Linked DNA regions of Homo sapiens: all the other regions are linked to region 2. A link is a contact called in ENCODE Hi-C or POLR2A ChIA-PET data. All regions are on one chromosome and are shown on one strand. The core of a region is the stretch at or near the end of the contact, and the rest is flanking DNA. Distances in the headings are between cores, read along the strand shown.

What was found. A loop is a pair of places that touch in the nucleus more often than their neighbours do. ChIA-PET counts read pairs that join two places held with the same protein, here RNA polymerase II (POLR2A). Pooled maps may share reads with other maps.
Region 1: a loop to region 2 is called in a map with no recorded cell type, with 8 times the contacts of the local background. The contact joins the promoter of TNFRSF13B here to the enhancer-like site in region 2. A Hi-C loop is called at or near these places in 12 of 37 single-sample maps with no recorded cell type and 6 of 50 pooled maps.
Region 3: a pooled map shows a loop between it and region 2 (2.5-fold over the local background). The contact joins two enhancer-like sites. A Hi-C loop is called at or near these places in 1 of 168 maps with a recorded cell type or tissue (PC-9) and 2 of 50 pooled maps. POLR2A ChIA-PET finds 5 or more read pairs at or near these places in 1 of 52 experiments (activated T-cell).

What each region holds. Positions count from the first base shown.
Region 1 is chr17:16,970,417-16,974,543 of GRCh38, reverse strand. It overlaps TNFRSF13B (TNF receptor superfamily member 13B), which reads left to right and starts at 2,426. Exons shown (of 5, transcript NM_012452.3): 1 at 2,426-2,529. The coding sequence starts at 2,469. RefSeq lists enhancers at 705-754, 825-994.
Region 2 is chr17:16,286,122-16,290,345 of GRCh38, reverse strand. The region is part of intron 2 of PIGL (phosphatidylinositol glycan anchor biosynthesis class L); the gene reads right to left. Among named protein-coding and RNA genes, the nearest start is that of MIR1288, 6.2 kb to the right of the region's middle. RefSeq lists enhancers at 2,020-2,069, 2,090-2,139, 2,400-2,529, 4,057-4,224, 3,614-4,224. Within about 2 kb of position 2,530, at least 26 of the 41 ENCODE cell types and tissues checked have a DNase peak (open chromatin) inside an H3K27ac peak, as active enhancers do; they include PC-9, where a contact is called at or near this core.
Region 3 is chr17:15,650,482-15,654,129 of GRCh38, reverse strand. TRIM16 (tripartite motif containing 16) reads left to right here. Exons shown (of 12, transcript NM_001348119.1): 7 at 2,184-3,039. The coding sequence starts at 2,521. Among named protein-coding and RNA genes, the nearest start is that of TRIM16, 32 kb to the left of the region's middle. RefSeq lists an enhancer at 2,272-3,221. Within about 2 kb of position 2,374, at least 31 of the 41 ENCODE cell types and tissues checked have a DNase peak (open chromatin) inside an H3K27ac peak, as active enhancers do; they include PC-9, where a contact is called at or near this core.

The sequences.
Region 1 (4,127 bases), core at 1,177-3,676, 680 kb before region 2:
CACGAGAATCGCTTGAACCCAGGAGGTGGAGGTTGTAGTGAGCTGAGATCACGCCACCACACTCCAGCCTGGGCAACAGAGTGAGACTCGGTCTCAAAAAAAAAAAAATTATAGAGACAGGGTCGCTATGTTGCCCAGGCTAGAGCTGAGCTTTCTAACCATCAGAGCTACCCCCCAGGGAGCCAGCTGCTCCGTGAGGTGGTGAGAGCCCTGACCCTGGGGGTATGCAAACAGGAGGTGAGGGGGGACTCAGTGAGGGCATCCTGTAGTGACTTTGGGCTTGCCCATTTCAACAGGCAGAAAGTTCCTGGCAATGGGATCTCTTTCTTACCTCTCTCTTAGAAATCCACTGCCAGAGCCCAGCTATGGTTTTGTCACTGTTCATTGACACAAGTAATTAAATGTAAACAAGTAATTAAATGTAAAACCCCTACAAATGTAAAAGCCCTAAATGTAAAATGTTTAGCCCTACAAATAGGGCTAAAGTCCCCTTTGACGGTCACCCCCAGTCCTGGTTCCCTCTTGCCCCACCCGGCGAGAGCCAGTTTCGTCATGCATGTCTTTGCAGACTTCTTATGCTTCACAGTCATGTGTGCGTGATCACAGACAACACAGCGCTGTACTGTGTGTGTGTGTGTGTGCATGTTGTTTGCTTTTGGTTTTGTTTTACTAAAAGGCATCATGCTGTAAGGCTCATGCTATAAGCTACTTTTATTTACTCAGCGTCTGTCCTGAAAGCTTCGAGATTTCTCATTCTTTTAACTGTGCAATAGATTCCTGGCTCTGGCCTGTGCACCCTGCTTATTCAGGCATCCTCTGCTGCATGGACATTTACATTGTTTCCCGTTTCTCGCTGTCATGAGGAGGCTCACGGAGGAGGAGAATTTCTGGGGGGTGGGTTAGGTGTGTGTTGTGCATTTAACTGACCCTGGCTGGTTACTCTCCAGAACGCTGCTGCCAGCTCCCTCCCTCCAGTGGGCCCTGAGTTCATGCTTCTGTAGATCACCCCCCTGCCCTTGATGTTACCAACTTTAAAACTTTGCAACCTGATGGCTGAAAGTTAGTTTTTCATTGTTCAGTTGTTTTTCTGATTTTTGGGAGACTGGACATTTTCCTGTGTTTGCTGACCGTCTGCATCTCCTCTCCTGCTCTGTGCACCATCACCCTGCTCCAGCTGCTTCCTGCAGCCTCCCTCCTTCCTCTCCACCTCTCCATGTCCTCCTCGTCCTTCAGTTTCTTCCTAAGGGCCCATGGGCTTTCTTTGGCTTTTACGTTCCTCTCACTCCGCCTTTGGCTGTTGCTGGGCCTCCCATCCCCTGGGAGGTTTCAGACGATGGGGAAGACACAGGAGTGCAGTCGCCATGCAGTGCAATACGGGCTGTAATGTTCCTCCTCCACGGCCTTTATTGAGGACTTACTGTGTGCCAAGAACCTGCTCTAAGAATGTAACTGTGCTCCCTCCCTCATTTCATGCTCATAACCGCCTGTGAGGCGGGCAATGTTCTCATCCTTTTTTTTTTTTTTTTTTTTGAGATGGCATCTCTGTTGCCCAGGCTGGAGTGCAATGGCACGATCTCGGCTCACTACAACCTCTGACTCCCAGGTTCATTCTCCTGCCACAGCCTCCCAAATAGATGGGACTACAGGCACGCGCCACCACACCCGGCTAATTTTTTGTATTTTTTTTTAGTAGAGATGGGGTTTCACCGTGTTGCCCAGGATGGTCTCGAACTCCTGAGCTCAGACAATCCACCTGCCTCGGCCTCCCAAAGTGCTAGGATTACAGGCGTGAGCCACCATGCCCGACCTCATCCTTGTTTTACACAGAGAACATGGAGGCACAGAAGAGTTCCATAAATTGCCACCAAGGCCTTCTGCTAGTATGCAGCAGAGTCAAGATTCAAACGCAGGCTGTCCGGTCCTGGGGTTCAGCCTCTCCAGTGCTCTGCTAGGTGTTGGAGAGGGTCAAGGAGATACAGAGAATGAGTACCACCTGACAGGCTGGGACAGTCAGGGATGGCTTCCTGGAGGAGGTGACACCTCAATGGAGCCTTGAAGGAAGAGCAGGAGGAGCCGACCAGGCAATGAATAGAATAAGTATACCCAGGAAGAGGGAAAGGCCTGAGTGATGCTGGGAGGGTGGAGAGCTGGCCTGGCTTGGGGTGTGTGCCGGCGGGCAGGAGATGAGGACCAAGGGATGGCCAAGGCCAGATCTAGAAGAGCCTGGGCCATCCCATAGTCAATACCTCATCGCAAGGCCCGGCAGGCCTTCCACTGCTCTGTGTGTACCCCATGGGACGCCAGGAGCCTGGGCCGCAGCCACCCACCTGGGCTCCTGAGACCCAATGCACAGGCATGGGGGCGGGAGTGGGTGTGGCTGATTTACATCCAACAGGTTGAGGGGAAAACCCAGGAAGTGCAGCCCAAGCACTAATCAAATCTAAGACTAGTAATAAGCATCCTGAGTAATGAGTGGCCTGGGCCGGAGCAGGCGAGGTGGCCGGAGCCGTGTGGACCAGGAGGAGCGCTGTGAGTAGCCGGGCAGGAGGGCAGGAGGGCAGGTGGGAGGTGTGAGGAGGGTTGGGCCTGAGTGCCGTGGGGGTTGCAAGGTCCAGCAGGTGCAAAGCCCACAGCAGATCCACACACTGGGGCAGTCCCAGCCTCCCCAAGCTCCTGCACATGGAGAGCCCCGAGTCTGGATGCCTCTGGGATGTGGGGCTTGCCTTCCGTGACAGAAGCCACTGAGGTTGCAGGGTTGGCCACACCGGCAGGAATTCCCTTTGTCACCATGGCCCCTGCACAGCCCCCATTTTCCCCCTTACATGCCCGCTGGACCATTTTAATGCTAATCTCAAATACCAGATTGTTTGAGTTGTGGAGACCACAGGATTTATTCCTTAAGAACACAAACCCTAAAAACAAAACAAAAAACTAAGCATCATACCTTCACCCCTGCTGAAACAACAATTCCTGAACATCATCACATAGCCCGCCAGGGTTCAAACTGTACCAACTGTCTCACCAATGTCTTTCTCAGTTGACTTGTTCAAATCAGCCTGTCCCACATTAGACTTTTGGCTATGTTTTAATCTATAACAGTTTCCACCCATTTTTTCTGTTATATATTTATATTTATATTTATCCTATAGCTTTCTTTTTTTTTGTTTTGTTGTTTTGTTTTTGTTTTTGTTTTTTGAGACAGAGTCTTGCTCTGTCACCCAGGTTGGAGTGCAATGGCATGATCTCGGCTTTCTGCAACCTCCGCCTCCCGGGTTCAAGCCATTCTCCTGCCTCAGCCTCCCGAGTGGCTGAGATTATAGGTGCCCACCACCACGCCCGGCTAATTTTTTGTATTTTTAGTAGAGATAGGCTTTCGCCACGTTGGCCAGGCTGATCTCAAACTCCTGACCTCAGGTGATCCACCTGCCTCAGCCTCCCAAAGTATTGGGATTACAGGCATGAGCCACGGCACCCGGCCCGTATAGCATTTTCATCAGGGTGGGTTTCTAAGGTTTTATGAAAGGGCCCCAGGTCCTTTAGTGCAGACAGAACCCATGGCCAGATGGACCCGGGGCACAGCCTAGATTCACAGCCTCTGCCTGCTGCTCTGTCCCACACCTCAGGCAGGGAGCAAATTTGTTCTTCAGTCCTTTTTTGTGTCCAGCCACCAAGTCCCCAGAATCTACACAGCCAGGGGCTCAAATATGTAAAGTTTCTGAGAGACTTGGACAAGGCAGTGACCAGAGGCTGCCTTAACACAGGATGAAATTGCCCAGTGCTCTGGGGCCACGAGTCAGGACCCAGCTAGAACTGTGACCTGGCAGTGGCAGAAGCTGTCTGGTGCTGCCGAATCAGCCCTGGCCGGTTGTCCACTGGCCCACTCTGGGACCTTGGCTGAGCCGCTTCCCCTCAGTGTAAAATGAAGAAGACTGTCTTTCCTACCAGACATCCCTCAAACACACAAAAGTGCTTTGATGAAACTACCAGACCCCCTCTTGGGGAGTCATGAGGAAAGGCTCTGAGAAGCCCTGCGGTTAAAAAACTGCCTTGACTTTCTTTAACCCAGTGTTTTTCAAACTAATCCGACCACAGAGCTCTTTCTTGGTGCAGCACCTGTTAACCGGCCA
Region 2 (4,224 bases), core at 1,281-3,780:
TCTTGTAATCCCAGGAGGGTGGATCACTTGAGGTCAAGAGCTCGAGACCAGCCTGGCCAACATGTGGAAACCCCATTTCTAATAAAAATACAATAATTAGCCGGGTGTGGTGGCGCATGCCTGTAGTCCCAGCTACTCGGGAGGCTGAGGCAGGAGAATCCCTTGAACCCAGGAGGCGGAGGTTGCAGTGAGCAACTGCATTCCAGCCTGGGCAACAGAGCAAGTCTCCGTCTCAAAAAAAAAAAATTAAAAAAAAGAGAAAAAAAAGAAGGCCGGGTGCTGTAGCTCACACCTGTAATCCCAGCACTTTGGGAGGCCAAGGTGGGCGGATCACCTGAGGTTGAGAGTTTGAGACCAGCCTGACCAACATGGAGAAACCCCATCTCTACTAAAAACACAAAATTAGCCGGGCTTAGTGGTGGGCGCCTGTAATCCCAGCTACTTGGGAGGGTGAGGCAGGAGAATCGCTTTAACCCAGGAGGTGGAGGTTGCAGTGAGCCAAGATCGTGCCACTGCACTCCAGCCTGGACAACAAGAGCGAAACTCTGTCTTTAAAAAAAGAAAAGAAAAGTCTGGCATTGCCCTGCCTATGTGACATAGGCATGAACCAGGCAATGGATTTGCTCCAGCAAAAGACAGGTATTCTGGCGCAATTCCCTTGCTACTTATGACTTTTCAAATCCAGACCTTTGCAGCTCTACAGGGAATGGTCATAAAGTTACTGAGCTTAGAGTTCCTAGAAACTTCCTTTCATTTTAAGCAAGGTCCTTTGTGACTTTTACTGCAATTTTAATCAAAGAGTATGGAAATTTCTCGGATGCTGATGTGCGTGGGTAAGTTTGCAAAGATGTAAAGCTGAGTTAAGTCTGCCTAAAACAGATGGATATGGAGGACTGAAGCCAAGTTTCCAGCCAGGTTTTATCCAAGTAAAGGAGAGATGACAAATCTGAAGAATGGAGTTGGATGAGATAGCATCATATACTGCTGGTGCAGGACGAAGATAACTAGAGATTGCATCAGGCAGTTGCTGAATCCTCCTTTGTTGACATACTGCTCTCCTTTCAGAATTCTAGTCCATAGGGTTTATCTCACCTGGCCCTCTCAGCTCAGAAATGATAAAAGGCAAGCTGTGAAATATCTGGTAAGGTTGTACCTTGCACCTAAACCTTCGAATACAGAGACCTGTGGTCTTTGCACTCCATCACTTTACATCTCAAATCAGAATTCCAGTCCATACAGTTTATCTCACCTGACCTTCTCAGCTCAAAAATTATAAAAGACAAGCTCTGAAATATCCGGTAAGGTTGTACCTTGCACCTAGACCTTTGAATACAGAGACCTGTGGTCTTTGCACTCCATCACTTTACATCTCAAATCAGTCAGGTGGTGTTTCCTGATAAGAAGCCAGCAAAAGAGAACTGAGAATAAAAGGCAAAACTTTCAAGATGGTTCACAGGGGAAATCTAGGACTACTTAAAACATTAAAGAGACCTATTAAAGAATTTTTAGCTAGGTGTGGTGGCTCACGCCTGTAATCCCAGCACTTTGGGAGGCTGAGGTGGGCGGATCACCTGAGGTCAGGAGTTTGAGGCCAGCCTGACCAACATGGAGAAACCCTGTGTCTACTAAAACTACAAAATTAGCCGGGCACAGTGGTGCGTGCCTGTAATCCCAGCTACTCAGGAGGCTGAGGCAGGAGGATTGCTTGAACCTAGGAGGCAGAGGTTGCGGTGAGCCAAGATCGCGCCATTGCACTCCAGCCTGGGCAACAAGAGCGAAACTCCGGTTTCAAAAAAAAAGAAAAAGAAAAAAAAGAAAAGAAAAAAAGAATAATAGTAATAGGCTGGACGCAGTGGCTCACGCCTGTAATCCCAGCACTTTGGGAGGCCAAGGCGGGTGGATCACGAGGTCAGGAGTTCAAGACCAGTCTGGCCAACACGGAGAAACCCCATCTCTACTAAAAATACAAAAATTAGCTGGGCGTGGTGGCAGGCACCTGTAATCCCAGCTACTCGGGAGGCTGAGGCAGGAGAATAGCCTCAACCTGGGAGGTGGGGGCTGCAGTGAGCCGAGACTGAGCCACTGTACTCCAACCTGGGCAACAAGAGTGAGACTTCGTCTCGAAAGAAAGAAAGAGAAAGAAAGGAAGGAAGGAAGGAAGGAAAGAAAACAGGTAATTTAGAAAAGAAGAAATGCAAACGGCCAACATATATTCCTTCTGCTTCTCAGAAAGAATCAAATAAATGCAAAATTAAAGCAAGATGTCTGTGTTGGAGAAAGACACAGAGAAAGGGGCACTGTTATGTACTGCTGTTATGAGTTTAAATTGCTACATCTCAAGAAGAAGGTAACTTGCCTATATGTGAATATCTGTGCCCTTTGACCCTGTGTTTCTAGAAATCTAACCTAAGGAAATAATTAGAGAAGCCTAAAGGCCAACGTCAGCTCAGGCAGAGAGATATCACTTTCACCGCAATTGGAGTGGAAAGAGGTCGGCAGTTCTGTTGCTCTGCACCAGGGAGCAATTTCTCTAACTTCCTGAATTGTGGCTTATGAAATATGCTAAAGATAACACAAGAGTTTTTTTGGGCATGTTCAGAGTAAGAGCAAAGAAAGCACAGATACACCCACGGTAAGGAATGTCAACGTATAACAGGACAAAAAAACCCTAGTCACTAAACTTTAATTTTGCTTCTGACTTCTCAGTCAAAAAGAATGAGACTTAGACGAAAGAGGAACAGAAATATATTTAGAGGAATTGAATTTTGAAAACAAAAATAAGTCTGTGAGAGAACTTCTTAAAGGGCTCTGAATGTATTCGAGTCTCAGCTCCCCTAGGAAGAAGGCTTAGTGTGTACTTTATTGGGGACTGTGACCCCAGGAGCAGAAGCCACTGACAGATGGAGAAGGCAGGGAAGCAGGGATGCTCTACTGATGTGGCCCTACTTATGGGCACTGGCTGTGTGTTCCCACAGGACTGTCTGAAAGTTGTAAGAAAATCATCTTACAACTGTCCATCTTCCCAGGAAGATAAAGAAGGAAGTATTTATCTCCATAGGCTGTTAGCTCTCTAATCTTTCAGAGTTGAGCCCGCTTGGGGACCCCCGGGCAATCGCAAGCCCTGGGGCAGACAGCAGGAGGAGCAGTGTGGGCCTGAGGCGAGAGGCTGTGAGCTGGAACCAGCCTGCGGCTTCTCGGTGCCTGCGCAGCCATGGCTGGAGAAAGGCATCTGGAGGGGTCCCCAGGGACCCACACCACCAGAGCGGGGCTCCGAGAGAATGAAATCATTGTACATTTAAGTGATCTGGACTAAGCACACACTATGTGCCAAACAGAGGGCTGAGTTTTAGGGATATAAACATGAATACAAGTCATGGTCCCTTCCCTTAGGAAGCTTAGGGCCAATGAGGCAGAGGTTCGGACTGCTGCAGGATGAGCAGTTTGCTGCGGGAAGGAGAGATGGGCAGGGGAAGAGGTGAGGAATCCAGGCAGGTTCGGGGTACCATCAGTCAGTGGCTATTGAAGCACATGAGGCACCTCATTAACATGATGGCATTGCGCGTCTGGCTCTGAGGAGAGACTACTATTTTGGAAGCTAAGAACACAACAGAAGAAGCCAACTCTTGCCAGTCTTTTAAGTGTGACTCGTAGAAGCCCGACGACTCCTTCCCTGGGGTGTATTTAGCAAACACAGTGTTAATACCTCTGGAAAAGGCCCCAAACTCGAAGTCCCGCCCTAGACCTTAATGTTCAGGAAACAAGCCAGGCTAAAAGCGTTCATTAAAATAACGTTGTGGTTTTTTCCCCCACTGGCTGAATATCCTCAAACAGTGACCTTTCCTACACATTCTAATGAGTCACACTGGCCGGCACATTTTAGTCGGGAGAGTCATGGAAACCCTTTGTGAAAATCTGTGGGGTTGTGGGTCCGTTCAGTCACCAGGTGCTGGTGAGGGAAGCCCCCCTTCTTTCCTCTCCCCAGCTAAGCAAGCCCAGGGGCCCAGGTCTTTCTCCCCCAGACCCAGCCCTGCTCAGAGCAGGAGACTTCGCAGCCTCCGCTGCTGGAACTCAAGCAGGGTTGGGTAACAGCTTATCTCTGAAAACCGAGTCCCACTTTTGCACACTGCACTCTGAACTTTAATACAGACGGAGGCGGCTCACACGCCCTTATTTGGTCTTGTGGCTTGTACAGCGCAAGCCGGAAGGTTCAGCCACCCCTCCACC
Region 3 (3,648 bases), core at 1,125-3,624, 640 kb after region 2:
ATTTAGTTTAATCCAAATCCTATAGAACTCACCGCAGGGATGCAGAGCCATAGGGAGTGTAATATCTTGGAACCATCCTAATGCCTGATCCCTGGGGCTAGGTGGATCTGACCCCTCCCCCTCCACCCAATCTCTCTCTCTTCCATTCGCCTTCCAAATTCATTTGAGTTCAAATGTATCTGATTAAATAATCCCAGGGAAAACTGTAGAAAGCTCTAGAATTTGGGGTTCAGGTACCCTGGAATAATCCTGGATTCCTTTGTATCCATCTGCAAACGCTGGGTACACTGTGTACCCCCGTCCAGGGGTCATGCCTCGCAGCCTCTTTCTTCTAAGGAGCTAGAGGCTTCCAAGCTCATGCCCTGACCGTGTGTTACGGGCTGAATTGTGTCTCCTTCCCCTACAAATGTGTATGTTGAAATCTTTGCCCTTAATACCTCAGATGTGACTGTATTTGGGGAGAAAGTCTTTAAACAGGTAATTGAGGGTGGGCCCTAATCTAGTCTTACTGGTGTTCTTATAAGAAGAGGAGATTAGGACACAGATACGTACAAAGGGAAGACCATGTGAAGACATAGGAGAAGCCATCTGCAAGCCAAGGAGAGAGGCCTCAGAAGAAAGCATCCCTGCCAGTGACTTGATCCAGCTTCTAGAACTGTGAGGAAATGAGTTTCTGTTGTTGAAGCCAACCAGTGTATGGTTCTTTGCTATGGCAGCCCTGGCAAGCTCACACACCATGCGTCTTACTGTGTTTGTGTTGCTGTAAAGGAATACCTGAGGGGGTGGGGGTAACGTATAAAGAAAACAGATCTTTTGGCTCACGGTTTTGCAGGCTGTACAAGAAGCATGGTGCTGGCATCTGCTTCTGGTGAGGGCCTCAGGCCGCTTCCATCCACAGTGGAAGGGGTAGGGGAGCTGGAGTGGGCAGGTCACATGGAGAGAGAGGAATTAAGAGAGGGGGTGGTGCCAGGCTCTTTTTTAACAATCAGATCTTGTGGCAGCTAATATTGATAGAACGAGAACTCACTCATCACTGTGGGGATGGCACCGAGCCGTTCATGAGGGATCCACCCCTATGACCCAAACACCTCCCACCAGGCCCCACCTCCAGTATTGGGGATCAAATCTCAGCATGAGGTTTGTGGGAACAAGTGTCTCAACTATAACACCATGTCTAGGAATGTTTCGTTAAGTGGGCAAAAGGGCTGTTAACCTGAAGGGAGCATTCTGTGGAAGGAGACAAGTCTTCCCTGACCCTCCTGATCTCCACTGAGTACCCACGTGATGTTCATCTCCACGAGTGTGACGGACATTACTGGAATGTTCAGGAAGATGATATGGAAAAGTCAGCATCAGAAGTATGCATCCTGGCTGGGCACAGTGGCTCATGCCTGTAATCCCAGCACATTGGGAAGCCCAGGCAGGCAGATCACCTGAGGTCAAGGGTTCGAGACCAGCCTGGCCAACATGGTGAAACACTGTCTCTACTAATAATACAAAAATGAGCCAGGCGTGGTGGTGGGTGCCTGTAATCCCAGCTACTCAGGAGGCTGAGGCAGAAGAATCACAAACCCAGGAGGCGGAGGTTGCAGTGAGCCAAGATCCCACACTGCACTCCAGCCTGGGCGACAGAGTGAGACTGTGTCTCAAAAAAAAAAAAAAAAAAAAAAAAAAGGTGGGCACCGTGGCTCACCTGTAATCCTAGCACTTTGGGAGGCCGAGGCGGGTGGATCACGAGATCAGGGGTTCAAGACCAGCCTGGCCAAGATGGTGAAACCCCGTCTCTACTAAAAATACAAAAAAAAAAAAAAGAAATTAGCCGGGCACGGTGGCAGGTGCCTGTAATCCCAGCTACTCGGGAGGCTGAGGCAGGAGAATCACTTGAACTCGGAGGGCGGAGGTTGCAGTGAGCCGAGATCACACCACTGCACTCCAGCCTGGGTGACAGAGTGAGACTCTGTCTCAAAAAAAAAAAAAAAGAAAAGAAAAGAAACATGCATCCTATTCCTAGCTGCCTCATGTCCAGTTCTATGAGATGGGAGTAGATGAATGGCTGTCCTGGTGTTGAAGTCCTTACATTTTACTTCTCTTTAAAAATGAAAACAAAAAAAAATGTCGCTTGTCAGACCACACAAAGCCACACAGGCTTATAACAGAGCTCAGGAATCTTCTGTCCTTTCCAGAGCAGGCACAGAGACACGTGGTCTTCAGCAGAGCCTATGGGGTTCAGATGATTCACATAAGAATAGAAGTTTCAGGGCTGGACCTGGGGAGGCAGCCTGAGCCTGAGCCGGCTGTCCTGAGCCTGAGTACTCTAGCTGCCTTGTCGTCATCGCATCTGGCTGCCATCCAGCGCCAGCACACAGTAATGAGTGGCCGAGCTTCCTCTGGGAGGGAGGAAACAGTTAAAATCTTGCAGCAGCTGCAATCATCTAGGCGTGGTTCTCTTGTCTGACTTGGGCTGCACAGATCCTGGGCCAAGGGACAGAAGAAAGACAGCCTAGGAGCAGAGCCTCCCAGATGGCTGAGTTGGATCTAATGGCTCCAGGGCCACTGCCCAGGGCCACTGCTCAGCCCCCAGCCCCTCTCAGCCCAGACTCTGGGTCACCCAGCCCAGATTCTGGGTCAGCCAGCCCAGTGGAAGAAGAGGACGTGGGCTCCTCGGAGAAGCTTGGCAGGGAGACGGAGGAACAGGACAGCGACTCTGCAGAGCAGGGGGATCCTGCTGGTGAGGGGAAAGAGGTCCTGTGTGACTTCTGCCTTGATGACACCAGAAGAGTGAAGGCAGTGAAGTCCTGTCTAACCTGCATGGTGAATTACTGTGAAGAGCACTTGCAGCCGCATCAGGTGAACATCAAACTGCAAAGCCACCTGCTGACCGAGCCAGTGAAGGACCACAACTGGCGATACTGCCCTGCCCACCACAGCCCACTGTCTGCCTTCTGCTGCCCTGATCAGCAGTGCATCTGCCAGGACTGTTGCCAGGAGCACAGTGGCCACACCATAGTCTCCCTGGATGCAGCCCGCAGGGACAAGGAGGTGAGTGCTTGGGGACCATTCATCCATTTGGGAGAGGGCGGTGGGGGATGGTGTGCCCAGCTGGCTGCAGCTGCTAGGTCCACTGACGCCACTACTATGCTCTGAGCATACCTGAAAAAGACTAGCTTCAGCGTCTGCCTGCTGGGTCAGTGTAAATATACATTGCACTTGGTTTTGGAAACTGTGTGGAGTAGGTTGCTCCGTCCCCATCTCTGTCCCACTGTCTCTGTGCGATCTCTGTCTGTGTCTGTCTCTCCTCCTTCTTGCTAGTTTCCTGCTGTGCCTTATACAGCTTTTGGTGATGTGTGTTTGGGTGGAGGGTGCAGAAGTTGTGGGGGCTTAGGGCGGTGATATGTCCCTGTGGCTGGATCTGCATGGCACATCCATTGTCAATTAATGAAATAAAACCTTGGCAGAAATTCAAGAGAAAAGAACAACTCTTTCTCCCAGTTTCTCTTTTTCTCAAACAAGAGACCAGTAGAATGGGCCCCTCTGGAGATAACAGGAAATCTAAGAGCTTGAAAAGTGCTAAGATAGCAGAGAATTTGAAACTTAGGTCCAGGTATAATGTCACAGGTGGCTTAGGGATAATAAAAGTTCCTCACCAGA